2 separate regions of the Homo sapiens genome follow, and region 1 is linked to region 2. Evidence: chromatin loops called from intact Hi-C (ENCODE). Cell type or tissue: K562. All regions are shown on one strand. Each heading gives the region's core, and the rest is flanking DNA. Links, peaks and the distances in the headings are about the cores only.

What was found. A loop is a pair of places that touch in the nucleus more often than their neighbours do. Peaks named below come from ENCODE experiments on the same cell type or tissue, not always from the same donor. Only the 100,000 strongest peaks of a DNase experiment are listed, where the experiment ranks them.
Region 1: a loop joins it to region 2, with 5 times the contacts of the local background. A loop is called at or near these places in 1 of 110 quality-filtered maps.

Annotation. Positions count from the first base shown.
Region 1 is chr15:28,827,113-28,839,410 of GRCh38, forward strand. It overlaps the pseudogene PDCD6IPP2 and the pseudogene LOC100129687. Among named protein-coding and RNA genes, the nearest start is that of GOLGA6L7, 15 kb to the right of the region's middle. In K562, for the core only: no CTCF peak of the experiment used is centred there; a DNase peak (open chromatin) is centred at 5,159; H3K4me3 peaks cover 1,521 bases.
Region 2 is chr15:28,906,799-28,919,096 of GRCh38, forward strand. The region is part of intron 1 of APBA2 (amyloid beta precursor protein binding family A member 2); the gene reads left to right. Among named protein-coding and RNA genes, the nearest start is that of APBA2, 27 kb to the left of the region's middle. RefSeq lists enhancers at 11,320-11,842, 12,010-12,298 and a silencer at 11,508-11,802. In K562, for the core only: CTCF peaks have their summits at 5,818 and 6,762 (motif pointing right); DNase peaks (open chromatin) are centred at 4,653, 5,763 and 8,053.

The DNA.
Region 1 (12,298 bases), core at 2,118-10,117, 80 kb before region 2:
TTGAATCATTTGTACATTATCAGAATCATCAGTAAAATATCTTTTTACATCTTCTACACCATGTATCCCTTAAATCTATATATGACGCATTGAATGCTTACCTCTTGCCTTACTGGTAGTATTTTACCTACTCAGAACTAGGTTGATTGAACTTTGTCCTGTGGTAACTCTCTTAATAAGAACTTTCTGTAAAGTGTTCCCTGAATTATGGGTGCTTATAACTGTACACTTTATAGCTGATAGATATCTTGCAAGGATAAGGATAACCATTTGCTTCTCCCTTCTCTTCTTTCTCAATATTTCCCCCCATTTTCTGGTGTTAACTTTTGCTGTGGAAAACTCTGATGCCAAAATGATTTTCTTTTTCTCTAAGTTGACAATTTTTGCTTAAGCCCTCACATAATGCTTTCTTAATCTTTAAAGTCCTAGTCCCATACACAGATATATCTTGGTGTTGAACATTCTAATAACATACATAAGCATATACTACACAGTAATGTAAATATATGTGCTTATGATGATCTATCTTGTCTTAATATAGGCAATAACTTTTTTCTAATTCTATCCTATGTTTTACAGTTTTTGGATTTTTGGACGGGGAGAGGACTTACTACATATTCTTCTCTCACACCCTTTACGACCCTTACATTATTTGGGGTTCAGTCTCCCTTGTTCTCTTTACAATTTAGTTTTTTTTTTTTTTTCTACAATGATTTTGTTTTTAAATCCTATTTCTTTCATGGATTCTGCCAGTTGCTATTGCACTTTCTGGCTATCTCTTCCCCATTCTCTTGCATTTCACTTCATGGTCTCTTTATGTTTTATTACACCCTTAAAATTTATGTTGGAATGTATAAATGTTCATTCCTTTTTTCATCTGTTTTGTAGCAACATGTTTCTAGTTATTACAAGAGTTGATATATTCCTTTTTTATCTTTATTCTTAAGAGTATTTTTATGTGAATGCTGAGAAAATTCCTTTAGTATTTCTCATATGTGAAAGTTGAATTTCCTACAGGACAAAGGAAAGGGGTTGTAGAATGTGCCCCAGCCTGCTAGCTCAAGGGCCCTCTCATCATTTGCTACAGTGACAGACTGTTGCCTCATTTTGGGGACATTATGGAGTCACCGCTCGTTCTCCATAAGAGCATAAATGATTACCAGGTAGTTGTTACTGTCTTCTCTCCTTGATACTCATACATAACTCATAGCACATATGGAAGCAACCTTCTAAATACCCATGTTTTATCTTTAAAATGTTCTTTGTGTGTAGCTGCCCATTTGTTTTGTGCTAACTGACTGACCCTATTACCTTCAGTTGTAACAACCCATTTAAGGTAGAAACGAAGGACACTCATCTCCATGTGTTTTCAGAATTTAAATGAAAAAATAAAAAGAGGCTGATGTCACTTCCCAGTTTAACGCAGGGGTTTTATTTATTTATGTACACTCAATCAAACTATGACTATTACAAATGGTTTTACCGCTACAATAAAGATAGTTAATTCATAACTCAATAAAAATGAAGAGTGAAAGATTAAAAAAGGAAAGCAACAATTCTAAACTATAAAATCTACTTCAGAAAGCTACATACAGCAAAGCTCAATAAATAAATTATGAAAAAAAGAATAATATGGGATAAGTTTTATGGTTTAGGAGATACCTTCCTATAAGCCAAAAACCTAAAAAAAAATGCTAAAGGTATAGCTTGCTATAGTACGTGGTAGGAGAAATTAACATGTATAAAATCAATAACACTCACATTATGTGATAGTCTACAGCCAAAGAATAATAGAAAGCAAGTGAAATGCTTAGCATAGCTATTTAGTCTACTAAATTAGGTTTGTGAAAATGGGAATGCCAAATGCCTTAAGGCTTATGGCAGGTGCAAAAGCAAAACATCAGAGGTCAACCTAAGGATATTTTTAATATAAAATTAATGTACCTGCATTGTAAGCATTATTTTTTTTGTATGGTAGAAAGGAAAAAATTCTTGTATTATTCTACTATAAATGTGTATTCTTTGCTCTACTAAATTTGCATGTCATCGTCAGCCTTTCACTTTGTCTTCAGCTAACAAGAACCTCTTGGGTTCATCCTTTGGAGAACCTGATATGGAAAATGGACTGAACTAGGAGAAGAGCCTTTGTTTAGACCACATGCTGAGGTCTAGTGGCTTCAATTAAAAATATATAAATGTGGCCGGGCACAGTGGCTCACGCCTGTAACTCCAGCACTTTGGGATTCTGAGGCGGGCAGATCACGAGGTCAGGAGTTCAAGACCAGCCTGACCAACGTGATGAAATCCCGTCTCTACTAAAAATACAAAAATTAGCTAGGCATGGTGGCACGTGCCTGTAATCCCAGCTACTCAGGAGGCTGACGCAGGAGAATCGCTTGAATCCTGGAGGCGGAAGCTGTAGTGAGCCAAGATCATGCCATTGCACTCTAGCCTGGGACGACAGAGCGAGACTCCGTCTCAAAAAAAAAAAAAAATTATGTATATATATATATGCTTAATCTCTAAGCTTTGGAAGGAACAGCCTATCTACAGAAAAATTTAAAACTTGGTCATGACAGGTACAGAGTTGGGCCCCATTAATTTTGTTGACATTGAGGTCAGCAGATTCTGTAAATTTTCACTATACCTCTCATATGATCTGCCGCCACACCATTCATACTCTTAACTTTATTTCTCCTCACACCAGTAAATTACTAAAACTGCCAAGTTTTTTTTTCACAAATTAATATCTTTAGCATTCTCCTCCTTCAGCCTGCAATGAAATTATCTACTCCCCTCCCTCCTCCTTCCTCCTTGACTCCCGCTAATGCACATTTGTGTTTGGTTTCCACACCAAATGAGCTACCTTCAATAAGCATCCCACAACTCCACAGGGAACTTTTGTTTCTCTACCTTCTGTGCTGTCAAAGCGCTTGGCTCAGAATGAGAGATCTGTCTGCATTTCAGATCTACAAATTACTCATTGTGTGACCTTGGACATATCCCTAATATTTTTGAGCCTCAGTTTCTCAAAAATTAGAATAAAGATACCAAACTCCTGGGGTTTTGTGAGAGTAAAATGAGACGATGTGTGTAAGAGACTCAGTGCAGTGTCAGTATCTACCATGTGCTATGCACTCTGCGTTTTCTTTTTCTTTTTTTTTTTTTTGAGACGGAGTCTCGCTCTGTCACCCAGGCTGGAGTGCAGTGGCGTGATCTCGGCTCATTGCAACCTCTGCCTCTTGGGTTCAAGAGATTCTCCTGTCTCAGCCTGCGAGTAGCTGGGACTACAGGCCCATGCCACCACGCCTGGCTAATTTTTGTATTTTTAGTAAAGACAGCGTTTCACCATACTGGTCAGGCTGGTCTTGAACTCCTGACCTCAGGTGATGCACCCACCTCGGCATCCGAAAGTGCTGGGATTACAGGTGTGAGCCACCATGCCCGGGCCAACCCATAGCCTTTTGGTCTTCTCTCAGCCAAGGCATCCAGTGAAAATGCAATTTATTTTTCAGATTCCTCTGGAGAATTAAAAAGTCTCTTTTGCGGCTGGACACAGCAACTCACACCTGTAATCCCAGCACTTTGGGAGGCTGAGGCAGGCAGATCACAAGGTCAAGAGATCGAGACCATCCTGGCCATGGCCAACATGGTGAAACCCTGTCTCTACTAAAAATACAAAAATTAGCTGGGTGTGGTGGCACAGGCCTATTGTCCCAGCTACATGGGAGGCTGAGGCAGGAGAATTGCTTGAACCCAGGAGGCGGAGGTTGCAGTGGGCCAAGATTGAGCCACTGCACTTGCTCTGGTGAAAGAGCAAGACTCCGTCTCAAAAAAAAAAAAAAAAAAAAAAAAAAAGTCTCTTTTGCATCAAATTGCCATACTCTCTGCTCTTGGTCCTCTTTTCCATGTACTCATTCTTCAAGCATTTATTTTCTCATTGCCTGATCCAGATCATTGCAATGACCAAAAAATTTTCGAATGCTATGATTTTTGTGATATTCTTTTAGCAAGTTAATCACGATGTTGCATTCTTGAGTGTGCAAGTGTGGAGGTAAGTCAGGATGCATCTTTAAGACAAAAAGATGGGTCACGGCAGTGCCACACCACTCACGGCCACACCAGGAGAGCTGAAGGGGCAGTCACCAACGAAGATGCCTGACCCAGAAGCTGGCTGCCAGGGAGCCAAGAGCCAGGTCACTCCACAGGTGGCCAATGCCCGGGGGTGGCCCTCCACCGCCGAAGCTGCTGCTGCTGCTGCTGCTGCTGCTTATTATTATTTTGAGACGGAGTCTGGCTCTGCCTCCCAGGCTGGAGTGCGGTAGCACGATCTCGGCTCACTGCAACCTCCGCCTCTGGGGTTCAAGCGATTCTCCTGCCTCAGCCTCCCGAGTAGCTGGGACCACAGGCACGTGCCACCTCACCTGGCTAATTTTATTTTTTGAATAGACAGGGTCTTGTTATGTTGCCCAGGCTGGTCTTGAACTCCCGGGCTCAAGCGATCCTCCCACTTCAGCCTCCCAAAGTGCCAAGACTACAGGTGTGAGCCACCACACCTGGCCAAGTTCTACTTTTCTAATATTTAAAATATGAAATAGGCCGGGCACGGTGGCTCACACCTGTAATCCCAGAACTTTGGGAGGCTGAGGCGGGCAGATCACCAGAGGTCAGGAGTTCGTGACCAGCCTGGCCAACATGATGAAACCCCGTCACTACTGAAAGTACAAAAATTAGCCGGGTGTGGTGACAGATGCCTGTAATCCCAGCTACTCGGAAGGCTGAGGCACCTAAACCCGGGAGGTGGAGGTTGTAGTGAGCCGATACCATGCCACTGCACTCCAGTCTCGGCGACGCAATGAGACTCTGTCTCAAAAAAAAAAATAGATGATGTCAGTGATTTCTATTACATGAGATCTGGAAGCACTCTGTACCTGATTGCTCCACGTTTAGTGGTGCTAAGTTCAAATAATTCAGGTGGTGAGAAACTGACTTCCGTAGGAGTGCGGGTGTGCGTGCGTGCCGCGGAAATCCCGCCTTCTGGCGCCTGCGGTTGCCCCCTGGCCTCAGCCGGTAGGCTCCCAAGTAGGAAGATAAACCGCATTGCACGAAGCGGGAGAGTCCAGAGGAGCGGCGAAGCGCTCCTCTTCCCCATTGGCTGCGCCCACGGAGCCGCCTTGCGATTGGCCCTAAGCGCGGGTGGCTGGGGTTGCGAGAGGCATCAGGATCCCTGGCGGCGCCTGAGCCAGCGGCTGCTAGGAGGCTGTGTCCGCAAGCCAGCGGGGCGAGGCGCCTGGGCCCTGCGCGTCAGGTCCCGGCCTGGGGCACCGGGGCTGCCAGCGTCGGAGGAGGTGCGGGCGCGGGGTTGGCGGGCGGCCGAACGGGGGCCTGCGCGGACCGCCCGCGGCTCAGCCTCCGGTCTCTCTCCGTCTCTAAGTGGTGGTGGCTGTGGGTTTTTCTGCAGGTGATCCTTTTGAGTAATTTGTTTCACGCAGGCGCCCTGCTGTAGGGTAAAGCGGCAGATTCATGCTGCTGTCATTTGTCGTTCAAACTGTGGGCTTCTTGGCCAGGCGCGGTGGCTCAAGCCTGTAATCCCAGCACTTTGGGAGGCCGAGGCGGGCGGATCACGAGGCCAGGAGATCGAGATCATCCTGGCTAACACGGCGAAACGCTGTCTCTACTAAAAATACAAAAAATTAGTTGGGCGTGGTGGTGGGCGCCTGCAGTCCCAGCTACTCGGGAGGCTGAGGCAGGACAATGGTGTGAACCCGGGAGGTGGTGCTTGCAGTGAGCTGAGATTCCGCCACTGCACTCAAGCCTGGGTGACAGAGGGAGACTCCATCTCAAAACAAAACAAAAAACGATGGGCTTTCTGTCGTGTGTGTGTACCTTTTGGATTTGAGGGCAGGGGGATGACATTGTGATCTGGCCTCCTGAGAAACCAGGCACACCCTGCCTACCTTGGAAGGCGGCTTTCCCTTCCCCACCTCCCTCTCCCTCCATCTGTTCCCTCTTTCCCTCTCTCCACTTCACTCCCGTCCCCCAGCTCTTCTCTCCCATCTTTTTGTTCTCTGTCTCTTTTTTTTTTCCTGCATTAAACCTTTCGGGAGTGTCTTTGTAAAATATTAAGAAGCGTTAGGTCTTCAACATGTGTGTTTACTTGCAGGCCTGAGACCTGGGAGGAAGCTGGAGAAAAGATGCCCTCTGAATCTTTGTGTTTGGCTGCCCAGGCTCGCCTTGACACCGAATGGTTGAAAACAGATATACAGGTGGGGTTTGACATGTCTCTTTCTTGGTGTATTTCTGCTTCCATGTTTAAATTTCTCGTGTAAGGCTTTTTTTTAGGGTATGTAAGGGGAAGTCAGTTGTATCTTGCTATATTAGAGGAGCAGGTTTGTTTCCTGTAACTTAAAATGTAACAGTCTTTATGGCTGTTTTTGTAGATCGTGCGCGGCTGCCTTTTAATTAGTTTCTTGCAAGTGCAGGAAATGAGATTTATTAATAGGGAAAATTTTTTTCTTAATTATTATTACTGGTTGAGAAATCTGCTACACTCCTAACCATATCATGGTGACTGTTGTTTGTTACTGATAGTTTTTGAGCTGTTGAGTTAACTGTCGAGGGGAAAATTGGAGAAGTAAGTTGCAGTAATTATGGCTGCTAGAAACTCACTCCTTTTATGAGGTCTTGTGTTTGTGTTTCTGGAGAGAAAAGAGTTAGTTCAGTTGAGCTGTTTGTTTTGTATTTGTAACCAATACAAGGACTAAGGACAATTGTGTTGAAACTGAGGTCATAATGTTGGGATCTTAAGGGCCGAAGGTTCCAAACAAATGGTATGTATAGAGTTCTCTCTGACTTGAAATTTTCCCTTTCTGGACCTCCGGATGCTGAGGCTGGGAGTGTCCATATGACAGTGCCTTCCATGACAGGAGTCAGCAACCTTTTTTTTTTTTTTTTTTTAACACGTATCAGTAATTCATTCTGTATATTTTGAAAAGTTTTAACCTCTTCTTCCTAGCCCTCCAGTATTTGTTAATAAATTAAAACGTTTCCCAAAGTGTTTTTTGTGAAACAATAATTCTAAAAGATGCTCTAAGAAAAGCTAAGTACATGGAAAAATCCAAAGTGTATATTTTATTTATTACATTTCATGAATTTTTGTTTCTGTTTTTTCCTCTTGAGAGGGAGTCTTGCTCTGTCTCTCAGGCTGGAGTGCAGTGGCATGATCTTGGCTCACTGCAACCTCCGCCTCCTGGGTTCAAGCAGTTCTCTGCCTTAGCCTCCAGAGTAGTTAGGATTACAGGTGCCCTCCACCACGGCCAGCTAATTTTTGTATTTTTAGTAGAGACAGAGTTTCACCATAGTGGCCAGACTGGTCTTGAACTCCTGACCTCATGATCCACCCTCGGCCTCCCAAAGTGCTGGGATTACAGGTGTGAGCCACTGTGCCTGGACCACATTTGATGACTTTTTTTGTCCTTTGTTCTTTTAAAAATCATGGTTAGAAAGCAGAGCATAATTGTTCTTTATGTAGAATCCAACTGATTGGGGTTTTTAGGGAGATGTTTTGACATTCAGTAAATGTTTTTGTTTTCCATTATTAAGACTATGAATTTTTTATTTTACTTTCTGAGACAGGGTCTTGCTCTGTTGCCCAGGCTGGAGTGCAGTGGCGTGATCTTGGCTCACTGCAACCTCTGCCTCCTGGGTTCAAGCAGTTCTCCTGCCTCAGCCTCCTGAGTAGCTAGCATTAGAGGTGCCCGCCACCACTACCCTCCGCCTTTCAGGTTCAAGCGATCCTCTGCCTCAGCCTCCTGAGTAGCTGGGATTACAGGTGCACGCCAGCATGCCCGGCAAATTTTTGAATTTTTAGTAGAGACGAGGTTTCACCATGTTGGTCAGGCTGGTCTCGAATTCCTGACCTTGTGATCCACCCGCCTCGGTCTCCCAAAGTGCTGGGATTACAGGTGTGAGCCACATTTTTAGTAGAGATGGGGTATCACTATGTTGGCCAGGCTGCTGTGGAACTCCTGACCTCAAGTGATCCCCTCACCTTGGCTTCCCAAAGTGCTAGGATTACAGATGTGAGCTACCACGCCTAGCCGTATTTTGTATTTTTAGTAGAGATGGGGTTTTGCTGTGTTGGCCAGGCTGGTCTTGATCTCCTGGGTGCAAGTGATCCTCCCACATTGGCCTCTCAAAGTGCTGGGATTACAGGCATGAGCCACCACACCTGGCCAATGGGAGGTCTCGCTTCCCTTCTCTGCAGCATTCCATAAGCAATGTGTTTGGGTAGTATGTGTTCGATTTTCTCTATGTATACTTTGAACCCTACAGTAGTGAAAGGAAGAGTAGACAACTTTGAAGTTGATGTGGTGTGGTCTTTGAGCTGGTGGTGCTAATTACTCTTGGTTGTTTTCGTGGCCTCCAGTGACTTCATCCTGCTTTTGCTGTTGTAAAGTGTTGTAATTTATGCTCCTGAGAATAACTCTTGAGGTGTACTTAGGGTTCTTGTCTGCTTCCTGGTGACTGTCGAAGCTTTTCATCTTGAAGAAGGGAGATGAGCAGTGTTCCAGTGTACTGAGATTAAAATTAAGAATGTTGCATTTTTTTAATATGTAAAATTTATAGCCAGCTGTAGGGTAGGGGTGGCCTACTTTCTCTAAAGGGCCAGATAGTAAATATTTTAAGGTCTCACTGGACCCTATGGTCTCTGTCATAGCCATGAGACCTTGCAGATTTAGTGCCAAAGTAGCCACAGACAATACCACGTCAGCGGGCAGGGGACGTTCATTCTGTAAAGTGTATTTATGGACACCAAAAGATGAAGTCCACAGAATGTTTGCAAGTCACAAAATACTGTTTTTCTTTTGATTGTTTTTCAGTTATTAAAAAATATAAAATACAGTGGCCGGGCGTGGTGGCTCACATCTGTAATCCCAGCACTTTTAGAGGCTGAGGCAGGCGGATCACCTGAGGTCAGGAGTTCGAGACCAGCCTGGCCAACATGGTGAAACCCCATCTCTACTAAAAACAAAAAATTAGCCGGGCATGGTGATGCACGCCTGTAATCCCAGCTCCTCGGAGGCTGAGGCAGGAGAATCACTTGAACCTGGGAGAATCGTTTGAGCCTGGGAGGCAGAGGTTGTGATGAGCCAAGACTCTGTCTCAAAAGAACAACAAAAATAAAATACTTTCTCTGCGTTCAGACCATACACAAAGAGGCTGTGGGCTGGGTTTGGCCCCTGGGCTGTGGTTAGTGACCCCAAACACACACACACATACACACACGTAGGGCAGAGTCTGGCATTTAGAGCCAGCACCTGTGTTCTCACCTGAGCTGTGTTCCTGGCTGGGTTCTGCTGTGTATTCTGTGACCCAAGATGTCTATCTACCTTGGTAAACTGGAGACAACAAAGCCTGCCTCCTTCAAGGTTGTTTGTAAAGATTTAAAAGGGTAATGTATTGTTGTTAGGCCAGATGCTTTGCATAGTACATGTTAGGTTATTTTCACTTTTTTTTTTTTTTTTTGAGACAGAGTCCTACTCTGTTGTACAGGCTGGAGTCCAGTGGCGAGATTCCAGCTCACTGCAACCTCTGCCTCCCAGGTTCAAGCAATTCTCCTGCCTCAGCCTCTCGGGCTGCTGGGATTACAGGTGGCTGCCACCATGCCGGGCCAATTTTGATATTTTTAGTAGAGATCGGGTTTCACCATGTTGGCCAGGCCAGTCTCAAACTCCTGACCTCAAGTGATCCGCCCACCTCGGCCTCCCAACGTGGTGGGATTACAGGAGTGAGCCACCACATCTGGCCCATTTTCACTTTCCATTAGCTGCTTTTTTCCCCCATTCATTTCCTACCTTTCTGTGTATGATTTCTGAATTAAATGTATTTCATGTCTTAACCTTCTGAATTGTTTGTCCTCTCATTTTCCATGCTGTTAAGGAAAATAAGAGGCTAAGTGAGACGTATTAAATTTGCATGTAGTTTCTCAGATCAGGATAAATGCTCACCTGTTGCAGAACGGGACTCTGCTCTTGCTTCACCCAGGATGCCTTTCCTAGTTCCTTCCTAGAGTGGGGCCGCACCCTGCTCCAGCCCTCCAGACCCAGCTCCCTGCTCTGACATGATTCCACCAGACTGTATTCCAGCTGTCCTCCCTGGACCTAGATATTTTCCTTCTTCTTCTTTTTTTTTTTTTTTTTTTCCTGAGATGAAGTCTCACTCGGTGGTCCAGGCTGGAGTGCAATGGTGTGATCTCGGCTCACTGCAACCTCCGCCTTCCAGGTTCAAGCCATTCTCCTGCCTCAGCCTCCCAAGTAGCTGGGATTACAGGCACGTGCCACCAAGCCTGGGTAATTTTTGTATTTTTAGTAGAGACAGGGTTTCACCATGTTGGCCAGGCTGGTGTCGAACTCCTGACCTTGTGATCCACCCGCCTCGGCCTCCCAAAGTGCTGGGATTACAGGTGTGAGCCACCGCACCCCCCCAGCCAACATATTTTTATTAAAAAACTTATATGAAATTTATTTTATTGTGGTATGTAGTTCAGTAAATTTTGACCTCTATAGATTCATGTAACCCCCATCATCATCAGGATGGAGAATTTTCTTCACCCCAAAAGCTCCCTTGTGCTGCTCCTTTTTATCACGTGTTCCCTGGTCTCATACCCTGGCAACCACGGATCTGTTCTCCATCAGTATGGGGTATTCTTTTTGAGAATGTCATGTGAGTGGAACCATATTTTAAGTAACATTTTGAAACCATCTTCATTTACTCCCAGTTATATGTTTGAGATTTATGTGCTGTTCTGTGTATTAATAGTTCTTTTTATTGCTGAATGGTATTTCATCATTTGGATGTACCACATGGTGTTTATCCATTCTGCCATTGTAGGACCTTGTGGTTGTTTCCATTTTTCTTTCCCAATTGTAATCCTGCTGTGAGCATTACTATACAGATTTTATGTGAATATAGTTTCCATTTCCCTAGGATAAAGACCTAGTAGTGTGAAAGTTGGGTCATGTGCTGAACTGTTTTCCGAAGTGGCTGTTTTAGTTTGCATTCCCACTGGCAATCTGTCACGTTTCTGTTGCTCTGTGTCTTTGTTAGCACTTGGTGTTATCAGTGTTTTTTAGTTGAGCCATTCTAACAAGTCTAGTGGGATCTCATTGTGGTTTTAATTTGCACTTCCGTAATGGCTAAGAATGCTGAATATCGTGTTCTTCTTTGCCACTCTTGTATCCTCTGTGAAGTTTCTGTTCAGATCTTTTGCACGGAAAAAGCTGTATCATGGAACCAGTAAAATAACCAAGGAGAGGTTGATTAAAGTTCTGTTTATAACCCTAGAAGATTCCTGCCCTAGGGATATGGGATGGCTGAACGTAGGACACCGACACTGGACAGATGAAATAGCAGTTTATTAGTCACGCATGCTCACAGCCCTGGGGTGGGGGACACCGCATGCCATTCAGTTAATCATGTGTGTTGTAACTTTTCGGGGAGGGACATTTGCAGAGACTAATGGTATGACATTCTGAAAAGCGGTGACAGATTAAGAAATTTTTTAATTCTGCAGATGGTAGTGTCGAACCAAGTGGAACAAAGAAAGAAGATCTGAATGACAAAGAGAAAAAAAATGAAGACGAAACTCCTGCACCTGTATATAGGGCCAAGTCAATTCTGGAGACCTGGGTGTGGGTCAAGCAACCAGGTAATCTGAGTTTTGGCACTTTGGAAAGCTTGATCTGACGCTCCTTTTCTAAATAACTTGGATGGATTATTCGTATTTTTTGGTAACAATTTTAAAAAATGTAATTAAAAAAATTTAAATATCGTGGTAAAATATACATACCGTAAAACTTGCCATTTTAATCATTTTTATGTGTACAGTTCATTGGCATTAAGTATATTCACATTATTGCCCAGCCATCACCACCATCCATCTCTACAACTTTTGCCCTTTCTCCAACTGAAACTCCGTATCCATGAAACACTAACTCCTTCTGTCCCCAGGCAACCACCATTCTACTTTTGTCTCAGAATTTGACTACTCAAGGTGTCTCCTATAAGGGGAATCATACAGTATTTGTCCTTTTGTGACTGGGTTATTGAACTTCTTAGGTGTTTGGGGTTCATCCGCATGTGTCAGAATTTTCTTTTAAAGGCTCAATGCTATTCCATTATATATGTAAGCCACATGTTATCCCTTCATCAGTGGGCAATCAGGTTGCTTTCATCTCTTGACTGTTGTGAGTAATGCTGCTATGAACATTGGTTTACGAGTGTCTTGAGTGTCTGC
Region 2 (12,298 bases), core at 2,656-10,655:
AATTCTCTTTTTCATCCTTGCCTCTTTTCCTCTTGACTTGTGAAGGTTTTTTTTGTTGTTGATTTATAGGTGTTCTTGGTACATAGGGTTATTCCTCATTTGCTATATATATTGCAGATATTTTTTTCTCAGATGCCACTTGTCCTTTGATTTTATTTAAAGACATATTTGGCAATGCAAAAATTTGGAAGTTTTACATTGTTAAATCTATCAAGCTTGCTTTATTTACCCTGAGTTTTGTATCTTACTTAGAGAAAGGGTTTCTCTACCCTAATATATATAAGCACCCTCCTGCATGTTCTGCTAATACTTGATAGTCCAGATTTTTCTACATTTACATCTCTTATTCAATCTAAAATGTATTTTAGATGTAGTGTGAGTTGGGGATGTAGTTTTTTTATAGGAGTATTCAGTTTTCCAGCCTAATTTCCTAGTCAGCCACTTTGACCTCTCTCTTTTGGCAGATTTGTCATGGGTTAAGTTGCTGCTGTGTTCTGAGTGTTTCTCCTGTGTTTCTGGATTCTCCATTCTAATTTACTGCTTTATTCTTGTGCCGATATCTACCGTACAAGTTACTGTGGCTTTTGGTAAGACTTTGTTATCTTAAAGGGCCATTACCTCTTCATTCCTCTTCTTTTTTCATTTTCCCCCTAACCTTTCTTCTATATTCCTTTGACTAGAATCATCCTTTCAGCAGGAGCCAGGCAGAGCAGCTGTCCGTGGGCTCCCCAGTTGGCCAGAGCTGTTGGCCAGGATGTGGAAGGAATCAGGCGGGAGCCCCCAGCGGGATGGTCATTGCGGTGTCTCTGCACCTAAGTGATTTGTTTTTGCAGACATCAATGCTCAGGATTGATCAACCTCAGGATCAATGCTTGGGAAGTGTAGAGCTTGCGTCCCATCATAGATATGACTCCGAATCTGTGGGGACTCTCCCTGGGCTGACTCATAAAATGAATGGGCACCTGAGCCACTCTGTGTGATGCTGAAAACCAGGAGCGCTTGGGCGACCCTTTCAGCCATAAAGTCTGCCTTTCCCCAGGGGAGTGGCTGCTGCTGGTGTATTTTCTATTTGAACCAACTTAAAGGGGCCTGCCCAAGTTTCAGAAAGAAACTCAGGTTCTTGACATATACAGGGGGAACCCTTTCGTTTCTAAAATCTGTTTAAAAACCTTAATGTTATTTAAAAATCCACTTTACCATTGGTGAAAATATCCTCTTACGCATTTGCAGTGCACCTCTGTCCTCTGTGAAGTACCCCGTGAGTGCAGGCCTGTGCCCGTGACCTGGCTGGACCCTGGGGTTTTCCCGAGCCGTTGTCCCTGAGCTGTTTGTGGTGTAGACAGGCAGCCCTGTGGGCCTGGATAAGAGGTTTTGCATGCTCCTTACAGTTCAAAGCAGGCGTGGGCCATCTTCCCTGACTCCTGCCTTGTCCTCCAATAGTAAGTCACGCCCCTGTCACTCCCTGATGGAGCCACTCCACTGAGGTTATTGTTGTTTTTGTTTGTTTTGTTTTCTTGTTTTTTTTTTTTTGAGACAGAGTCTTGCTCTGTCGCCCAGGCTGGAGTACAGTGGCGCAATCTCGGCTCACTGCAAGCTCCGCCTCCCAGGTTCACGCCATTCTCCTGCCTCAGCCTCCCAAGTACCTGGGACTACAGGCGCCCGCCACCATGCCCAGCTAATTTTTTGTATTTTTAGTGGAGATGGGGTTTCACCATGTTAGCCAGATGGTCTCGATCTCCTGACCTCGTGATCCACCCGCCTCCGCCTGTCAAAGTGCTGGGATTACAGGCGTGAGCCACTGCACCAGGCCCACTGAGGTTATTGTTGATTTTACACTGGGGCTTTTCTTTGGGATACCTCAGGCTCCTGGTTATGCAATAGAGGAAACATTCTGAGAGAATCGGCTGGTGAGATGCCTGACACCGCTCTCCTGGCATCTGACATCAAGGATATCTTAATATTTCTAGTTTTTAAAAATTGTGATAAATAACACATAACATGACATTTACCACCTGAAATACTTTTAAGTATATGATTCTATGGCATTAAATACACTCAGTGTTGTGCAACCATCACCGTCATCCATCTCCAGAACTTTCTTCATCTTGCAATCTGAAATTCTGTGTCCATTAAACACTAACTCCTCCTTCCACCTCCCCCAGCCCCCGGCAGCCACCATTTTACTTCCTTTTTTTTTTTTTTTTTTGAGACACTGTCTTGCTCTGTTGCCCAGGCTGGAGTGCAGTGGTGCAATCTCGGCTCACAGCAAGCTCCGCCTGCTAGGTTCACGCCATTCTCCTACCTCAGCCTCCCAAGTAGCTGGGGCTACAGGCGCCCGCCACCATGCCTGGCTAATTTTTTTTTTGTATTTTTAGTAGAGATGGGGTTTCACCGTGTTAGCCAGGATGGTCTCAATCTCCTGACCTCGTGATCCGCCCGCCTCGGCCTCCCAAAGTGCTGGGATTACAGGCTTGAGCCACCGCGCCCAGCAACCACCATTCTACATTCTGTCTCTGTGAATTTGACGATTCCAGGTGCCGCATGTGAGTGGAATCATACAATCATTTATCTTTTTCCAACTGGCTTCTTTCACTTCGCGTGACGCCCTCAAGGCCCATCTGTGTTGTAGCATGCGTCAGAACTTCCTTCCTTCTTAGGGCTGACTACTGCCCCCATTGTATGGATAGACCATGTTTTGTTTGTGGTTCATCCCTCAGACATCGAGAATATCTCACACAGTAGAAAGAATCCAAGAAGCCAATGAGGACTTGATCTTGGTCGCCTCTGTGAGGGTTGGGTGGACAGGCCAAAGCTACCTACTCATCCTGCATCGAGCTGGATGCTGGGCACAGGTGCTGGGCACAGGTGCTGGGCACAGAGGATGCAAACTGGAGCAGGAGCCAGTTCCTGCCCCCAAAGTGCAGCAGCAACATGCCACGTTAGTGCCAGCCTATCCGGGGCTTTGTAAAGCTAAGAAAAGAGCCTGTATCCATCCTGAAGGCCGTGTGACCACAGGGCTTCTAAAGGATGCTTCTGTGTTCCCAGAGTTAGGTGGAAGCTCTTAGAAGGATCTCTTTTATCCCAGTGCTCTTGCTAAGAATGGAAAGCCCCTCTGCGTGACTGCAGTAGCTGGTGCGATCCTCTGGTCACTTGTACCAGAGCCGGGGAGGTCGTGGCTTGCAAAACTCACCTCTCATAATGGGATGCCAATAAATATTATCCGAAGTTGGTATACCCAGAAAGAGAGTTTAAACATTATTTAGAGAGGTGGAAAACAGCCACCGGTAGAATTAAAATCAGAAATAATGACAAGGATGGCCAGCGGAGTGGGGAAGTCCAGATTGGGGAATGTGATGTTTCATTATAAGCACTTTCAGCATTTGCTTACTTTGGTCTGAGTAAAAGAATTGTCTCCTTTTTTTAGGGCCATGTACAGCAAAGGACTGACCATCTGTCAGACATGCTGGTCAGTTTTCCTGGCAAAGCAGGGTTGGAGGTTTCTGTCCTCAGGTGGGTGGGCAGGGACGGCAGCTTGCCGTAAGGTATCCAACAGCACCAGGGGCAGGAAATGAAAAGTGCTCAGTGATTGGTGGGATAATGGTATCTAGCACAATGATTCCTGCCAAAATCTTAATGGTGTGCAATAAATGAAAATGCTGCCCCAGTCAGATGGGACCAGCATTTTTCAGCAACTTTCAAGGTCTTGTGTCACAGGAATGAAGATCCGAGTATTTCCCACCCATGGAGGGGGTGGTGAAGGAGTTTTCAGTCCTGGGCACCCTGGGCTGTGCCGAAAGTCTCTGCGTCACACCGCCTGGGTTAGTTGGGAAAGAGAGCTCCCACCGTTCTCTTTTAACCCTTGTCCTTTTGTACCACAGCAATTGCTTTCCTGGAGATCAGAACCATGTCTGGGCTTAACATCATCTTTGGAAATCCTAAAAGGCAATGAAGAGATTTTTCTCTTTTCATTTCTTTTTGATACAGCCGTGTCAGTTTGAAATTTTATTTTCATATCAGTTCTAATAGTGTGTCTGCTTGACATAGTTTCTGTTAAATGGGCTTGATATGAAGTTATTTAAAAATTCAAATATTTAGAGTTTCAGGGCCCATCGTCTTGATTTTTGGGGCAGTACCTCAATTTCATACGGTGTTATTCTTTTCCAGAGAGATGGGTCACTGAATAATTTACATTTTATGGTTGTTTTGTGAGAAACTATTTCTGGTTATAAATAGTAAACATCTTCTAGGTTTTGCAGTAAGAAATAATGGATTTTGTTAGAAAAAAGAACCATAAGAAGATGTGATTTTAATTTTGACTATTTTGACTTCCTGTAAGTACCTTCTGGAGCAGAAGGTTTTCTCTTCGTGGATTCTGCATCTTGGATTTGGGGACTCTGTTGCACTGAGCTGTGCTCTGTGGGGAGGAGCCTGTGGCAGAACAGTTTGGGTTCTGCTGGCCACCTTTCACTCTATTCAGTGAGGCTGGGTCCCAGAGAAAGATGACAGCGGTTAGGTCTTGTTGGGAAGAAAACTCGGCTACCAACCCTGGACCATTTTGCTTCCCCTGAACAAATAAGATAGTCATTTGCCTGCTTTTGGGGACGGAGCCTGTGGTTTGCACAGGGTGAACGAGGTGGCAGCTGGCTTGCCTGCTGGCCTGCTTCGTGGAGATAAGATGCTCAGACCCACCGCTGCTCTTCAGGGGTTGTGGAGGGAATTAATGCACTTCCTTTTGTCCCCCAATCTCATTTACATGTCTCTGGAGCTGAGCATGTGTTCTTTTTCTTTGTTCATCTCAATAGAGCTTTTAAATTAAATAGATGTTGCTTAAGCCATTCAGAAATGTTTCACATTTTAAAAAACAAAAGGTAGTTGCTGCCATGATTCCTTTGCCACCCCTACACCGTGGCCTTGTAGGACAGTCCCCCCTTGGCTGTGCTGAGCCCATCTGGAAGTGTTTCTGATTCTAATCAGAAGTGGAACAGTTTCAGTGCAGATTATAGGTTTATGTTAGCTTTAGTGATGGAGGGATGGAAATAGATGCTTCCTCGCTATTACCATTCCAAGTAAAATAATGAGGCTGCATATTTGCAGTGAGCTGCTGAAGCCAGACGTCACTAGAGTAATTTGGATTAGTGGGAAGTTGGAACATATTGTTTTAAAAGCGATTTCAAGAGCATCATCTTCGGAAATCCTATATAGCAATGAAGTGATTTTTTTTCACTTTTTCATTTTTATTTATGTTGCTGTATCTGTTTGAATTTTTAGTTTCATATCAGTTCCCTCTAATAGCATACGTGCTTGAGATATTTTGACTTCTATTAAATGGGCTTAATATGAAATTATATTAAATAATTTTTATTGCTATTTGGAAGGCCAGGAAGTGTTTCCAGTTTTCATATTTTGGGTCATGGAGATGCTACTTCCCATCCATTTTGTGACATGTAAGAGTCAGGCCATTTCAAGGAAGGGCCAGAGGAGAGACTTTGTGTTTCTGGGAATATACTATGGATTAGGACATGTGGGTTATTCAAAGATCTATCCTTTTGTGCTTTGAAATCTGAAATGTAGAAACTGTGGCCTCACTGAGGAGGAGTTTTAGAATATGCAAGGGAGATGATCAGGACTGGATCTTGTATTTGGGTACCACATCCAGTCCCAGACAGCATTGCTAAGGCAAGGAGCTCATAAAAGCCCCAAGCTCTAGCTGTTGGCTACTTATCTCCTGGAGCATCAGGGTGAGCGCGGTTCAGGCTGGGGAGTCCTGATGGCTGCCTGGTTGTTACAGGATGTTACAGCTTAGGCCTGGGGACATAGCCCAGCACCCTCCAGAGGTTGTGTCTGTTCTTTACTCTTCAGGTTCCCTGGAGGCAGGAGAGGAGCTGGCCTCATTTCTGGCAGGCACCCCACTACTGTTATTGAGCAATCCTCCAGGCTGCAGAGATGTCAGAGGAGGACCCTAATGTCTCCTGATTTTGATTATTTTGTTCTTTTTCCCTAGGTGTTTTACTTGCAGATACCTTGAGTACCTTGTTTGTATATTCACTTTGAAAGCACACATTTAAATGTTTATAAGGAAAAGGTTCTAAAGACATCCATTGATCCATTCATTCATCATTCAGCAAATACCTGTTGAATACCTGCTGTGTGCTAGGCACTGCGGTGGGCGAGCCAGAGGGCTTTGTTGCTCCAAGGAGCTTGCATTCTAGTATTCTAGTTATTTTCACGCATCTGCACTATCTGGGACAGGGACCATTGCGTTTTGTCGTATATAAAGCAGCATGTGTCTGCACTACAGTTTGTGTCCGTCGCAGATGGGCAAGGATTGAGTGCAAAAACTTCTGGGCCAAAAGGGGTTGGCTTGGGTCAGGCTGCTCAGTAGCTGAGGTGAAAGCATGTGCCACCCCTCCTGATACAGGGATCCTTGCTGATTGTGTGTGACACCAGGGCCTTCCCATCTGTCAGCTGGGTTTGTCCTCACAGTAGCTCGAGGAGCAGGCGGGGCAGCATCTGGAGGCCTGGTGCCCTTTCACACCTTGCTGCGACCACCAGGCTGCTCAGCAGTGGCCCGTGCCCACCACTGCACCTGCCGCCTTGTTCCAGCTCCGGGACCTGTCAGGCCACAGTACTACCTCCTGTCCCTTCCCCCAGGATCCTAGGGTCTCTGACTTCAATCCTCTGGGCCCAGGTTTGCAAGCCACTCCCTGGGAAGCTGTCCTGGGATCTGTGCCTGTCTACTTCCTGTAGTCCACCACCAGGAGGTAGAAAGGGACAGTCTGCTGACCTCCAGTCTTTCCACAGCAGTGTCTGAATGGATTCAGGAAATCCTTGGCGGTGCCCCAGGATGTGCTGGTGCTGGCTTAGGGGTTGGTGCCATAGCAGCACATGAGACAAGGGGAGCCCCCACTTGTGGGTCTCACCGTCTTTAGAACGTTAGCACTTATTTAAATTAAAAAAAATTCTACTAGTTGTAGCTTACAGTCACCGAGTTTCTTTCATTGTATTCGGTGACTTTGAAGCCAGTTTGGTAGATTCTATTTCATGAATAGTCCTTGCTCTGGTCTGACATCTGGGTCAGTGAGTAGCTTCGGCCCCTCCCTAGAGCCTCCTGTCCTGGGCTGCAGTGACAGGCTGCGGGCCAGTGGGGTACACTCACGCACACCCCTCTAGGAACACTGGGGCCCTGGATAATTATGCCAACTGCAGGCTATTTCTCCCTCCAAGTGGAAGTCCTTGAGGTGAAACATTGGGTTTTTAAAAAATATTTTAGTCTTCTATTGTGTCTAGTCTGAAAATGACTTATTTGCTTTTTAATTCTGCGAACATGTTTCCTAATGGAAGGGTCAGAAATGTTCTCCTTGCACTTTCCATTGGTGCTGCAGTTGAGAGAGGAGAGGGGAGTGGTCAGGCTCCCCCTGCTCATCCCAGGGGCCCTCACAGGGGCTGCTTTGCGGTGTAGACCTTGGGGAAGCAGCTCACCTCCGAGCCTGGTGTATGAGAGCATAATGGTATTAGGTGACTTTTGAAGGGAAAGCAGGTTTTGGAAGAAGATCTGTATATACAAAAATACTGTCTATTTGACCTTCATCTATGAAGGATTCAGAATTGCAGAAGTTTGAAGGATGGCTGGGGGTTTGGGGCCATCTTGCACATGGCTTCCTTTTGGAGTGCCTTTGTTCTTCTGTGACGCCCATGGGGCCTGAGAGTGCGGCTGGATATTCCACCCAGATTGCAGCTCAGGTGGCTGTGCTACAAGCTGCTCCTCCTCCCGTGCAGTGCATGTCCCGGGTCCTGCTGCCCCGCTCAGCTGCACAGCCCATAAGGGACTGGTCCTGCCCGCGCACCCCGGACCTCCCCTGCCCAGGAAAAGTTACAGAAAATATCTTCCCCAGGATTCCTGGGCTGCACGACCCTGATCAGCCCCTTTGTGAGAGCTGCTTTGGGTGGAGATGGGGACACAGCTCGTTCTTTCCTCCTGGACTCTTCGTGCATTCAGGGTTCTGAGCTGATGGGGGCCTGGCCACTCGCCAACTGAGCCTGGCCTTGGCTGAGGTCGTCATCGCTGTGTGTCCCGGGCTGCCGGCCTGCCTGTTATCTGCAGTGCACAGGTGTGCATGTGTGTGCATAATACACACCACACACATACCATGCCCACCTCACACACACCACACGCATACCCCATACACGCCACACACATATCATACCCACCTCACACACACCACACACACCACACACATACCATGCCTACCTCACACACACCACACACATACCCCATATACACCACACACCACAAACATACCATACCCACCTCACACACACCACACACTTAACCCATATATACCACACACATACCCATACACACCACACACCACATACATACCCCATATATACCACACACCACACACATAGCGCATACACACCACATACCACACATACCCCATATATACCACACACCACACACATAGCCCATACACACCACACACCACACACATACCCCATATACACCACACACCACACACCATACACATATCCCATACACACCAAACACATGCCACACATACCACACACACCTCACACACACCATGCCCACCTCACACACCACACATTCACCCTATACACACCACACACATACCATACACACCGTATACATACCACACACACCACATAATACCATACATACACACCCCATACACACCACACCCCTCCATACATACCACACACCACACACACCCCATAGACACCATACACACATCACACCATACTCTATATACATATCACAGCACCCATACCACACACCGCATTCCACACAGACATCTTATACACACCACACACACTATACACATACCACACAATAGCATATATACACACACCATGCACATCCCATACACACCACACACCCCATACATACCATATACCACACACACTACACCATGCACACAAAACACACACACTCAACTCTTCCACACTACATTACACTCCACACACACACCACACACACAACACATTCACATCACACACACCACATACCACACACCATACATAGCACACACCACACACCACACCCTCCAGGACACCCCCCACCATACACACATGCACCACACACCCACACCATACTACACAGTTACCACATACACACCACACACTCACTACCCACCACATCACATACTCTGTATCTGACGCACACAGCACACACCCCCGCCACACACATTTGCACGTAAACTACTCATCGAATGAAACTGAATGATTGTTTTCCCCAAATTAATACTGCCCCCGCCTGCGCACCCCCGGCTGTCCTGGCCGGCACATTCCCTGGTCCTGCCCTCCTTTGGGTCAGCACCGCCTCCTGTGTTTTGGGTGTCTCTGGCTGTGCCCTGGGGCGTGCTTACGTCCTGGTCTTGTGGGAGGCTGGCTCCTCTGCTCCCGTGGGTGCCTTCCTGGGGGAGACCAGCCTGTTCGCCACCTCTCCTGATGCCCAGAGTGGCGGCCCGTTTGGGAAGTCCTGCTTCCTCCCCTTGCAGTCTACCCTTCCCCACAGGTCGTTTTGTCTCAGTGCCGACATCTCCCCAGCTAGAAGAGGAGACCTTCAAAGGCACACAGGTGGGTTTGATTATATTGCTGCTGAATATTAGATGCATTTTGGTGAAACACTCAACCAGTACACATATCTTTAATAAAGTAAAATGTCCAGGCCCCCTCTGCTCCCACCTGTCTCCCTCTCCCACCTCTCTCCCCGCTCCCCTCCCCAGAGGACATGGCTGACAAGCCTTTGAGGGGTTTCCCCTTTCTGTGTGCCTTTGCACGTGTGTATGGGCTGGGCAGTGTGTGTATTCTCTAGCCATCTTGACGGACCTGTAACTGGGATCTACACACGTGTGCTCGCTGTAGCTCACTTACCATTTTCCCTCAAAAACAGGCCTGTAAGATCCCTCACTGTAGTGCGCGTTGCCCTGCCTCTTTAAAAACGCCGTTGACTCTTCCAGCACGTGAACTCTGTCGTCATTTATTTAACCATTCTCTTATTTATGGGTACTTAGGTTTCCAGTTTTTTAAAAGATTGCGGCAATGAAAATCTTCAGACATCATTTTTTATACATGTGAGTCCTCCTGGAAATGGAATTTTTGGGCACAAGGATATGCCTATTTAAATTTTCGATAGAGAATGCTGAATTGCCTTTCTGAAAGGCTTCATTCTAAAGAAATACACTTCTCAAAAAAAGGGAAAGCTAGCAAAAAAGCAATTCTCTGCCAACAGCTGAATAGAGAGAGGGGGACTCTCTGAGGCCATGAGGTGGGAAATGTGGCAGCCTGGGAGAAGCCAGGGACCCGGGCAAAGGGTGGCATGGTTACTAACGTTTCCTTTCCTGTTTCCATCCTCCCTGCCCTCCCTCCAAACCCCCAGGAAAGCAGTACTGGGGAAAGACGGTAAATAACTAAAATCCTGAGAATTCTCATGAACACTCCTCAATTTGGAGAGAGAGGGACTGTGATGAGGGGGGTTGAGATGGTACCCAGAGCCTGATGGCCCTCACCAGCTTCAGGAGAAACCTGCTCCCCTCCAGGGCTCCTTCCTAGGGTCCGGCTTGCACTGCATTCTGGGAGAATCCTGTAGCCCCATCTTCCCTTTACCCATTGGCCGTTTAATGGTATCCCATTCTCACATTTAGCCTTTTGAATGAATCAACCACCATATTAAAAAATTAATAGATTTAATTTTTTTTTCAGCAGTTTTAGGTTTATGGAGAAATTGAGCAGAAAGTTTAGGGAGTTCTCCTGTACACCCTCACCCCATTTCCCCTGTTTCCTCATTATTAACATCTTACATTGGTGTGGTACATTCGTTACCATTGATGGGGCAGTATTATTATTAACTGGAGCCCATAGTTAAAACATATTGGGGTTCACTCTTCATGTTGTATATTTTATGAGTTTTGACAAATGGGGAATGACTCAGCTACCATGTCTTTGTTTTAGTAGATCGTTAGTTGCTTTTTGTCTTATTAGCTGACTCTTGTTTTGAGGAGAACTTTTTGTCACATCCTTTTGCACCCCGGCTTACTGTGGCGTGGGGCAGGGGTACTGGGGGCCAGCTGGTCTCTGGGGAGCAGCACTCACTGCATCCTGCCCCCGCCCCATTCTGCTCCTTTCTGGTCTCAGCAGCCTCCCTTGCTCCTTTCACCTGCCTACCCCAGCTCAGCTGCCTGCTGCTTAGATGCCACTGTGGGGCAAGGAAGCTGCCCCCAGTCGGTCCCCGAGGATTCTGCCCAGATAGGGATAAGAATCACCGCGAGTGTTTGCTGAGCACTTGGGAGGCATAGGCTCGGCGGGAAGGGAAGGCCTGCAGGCTGAGGTGGTCTGCTTTGAGTTTTGCAGCGTTGCCTGCGGTCTCCGTGGGTGAGGGAAAAGGCACAGGGAGGTGCAGAAGCGTTCCTGGCGCCACGGAGCCGGTCAGTGACAGAGCCGGGTCTCAACCCAGGCCACTGCCCTCGGCAGCCAAGCCCCTTCTTTATTTTGGAATGGCCACCTGGCCAACTGGCACACAGGGAGAACTCATGAAAGGAGGCGTGGCTCACTCCTGAAGGGAGAGGGACACAGGAGCAGCCTTGATGCGCAACGCCCCCTCCAGGCCCCGAGTCCCTGTCCTTGGAGGAAGCAGGACTCCCAGGTGGGAGAGGTGAAGCAGATGGCTTCCCCCACTGCAAGGAGGAATCCCGGTGCTCTTCTCCACCAGCCTTCCCTTTGGTCGCCCCCTGGCGTCCGCGTCATTGTGGGAACACTCGGGCGGGATGTATTTTAAAGGAGTGCCTGATGCGTGTGGGTGTGGTGGGGTTGGGGGTGGGGGTGGGGCTGGGGGTGGTTGCAGCGGGGCCTATGCAGGATCCCGGTTGGAGGGGGCTGCAGAGGCTACTGCTGGGCCTGGTGTCGCCATGGCAGCTGGAGAGCGGGCGACCGGTCGCTTGGCGTCCTGCTTGGGGTTGTTGCCCACATCACCGAGCGAACGTTCCTGTCCCGCCCACTCACTGCGAGGCTGGGCAGGGCCGCTTGCCAGTTAATTGTGGGGATTATTATTTTTTTTTTTTTGTAGACGGAGTCGCGCTCTGTCTCCCAGGCTGGAGTGCAGTGGCGCTATCTTGGCTCACTGCAAGCTCCGCCTCCAGGGTTCACGCCATTCTCCTGCCTCAGCCTCCGGAGTAGCTGGGACTACAGGCGCCCGCCACCACGCCCGGCTAATTTTTTGCGTTTTTTAGTAGAAACGAGGTTTCACCATGTTAGCAAAGATGGTCTCAATCTCCTGACCTCG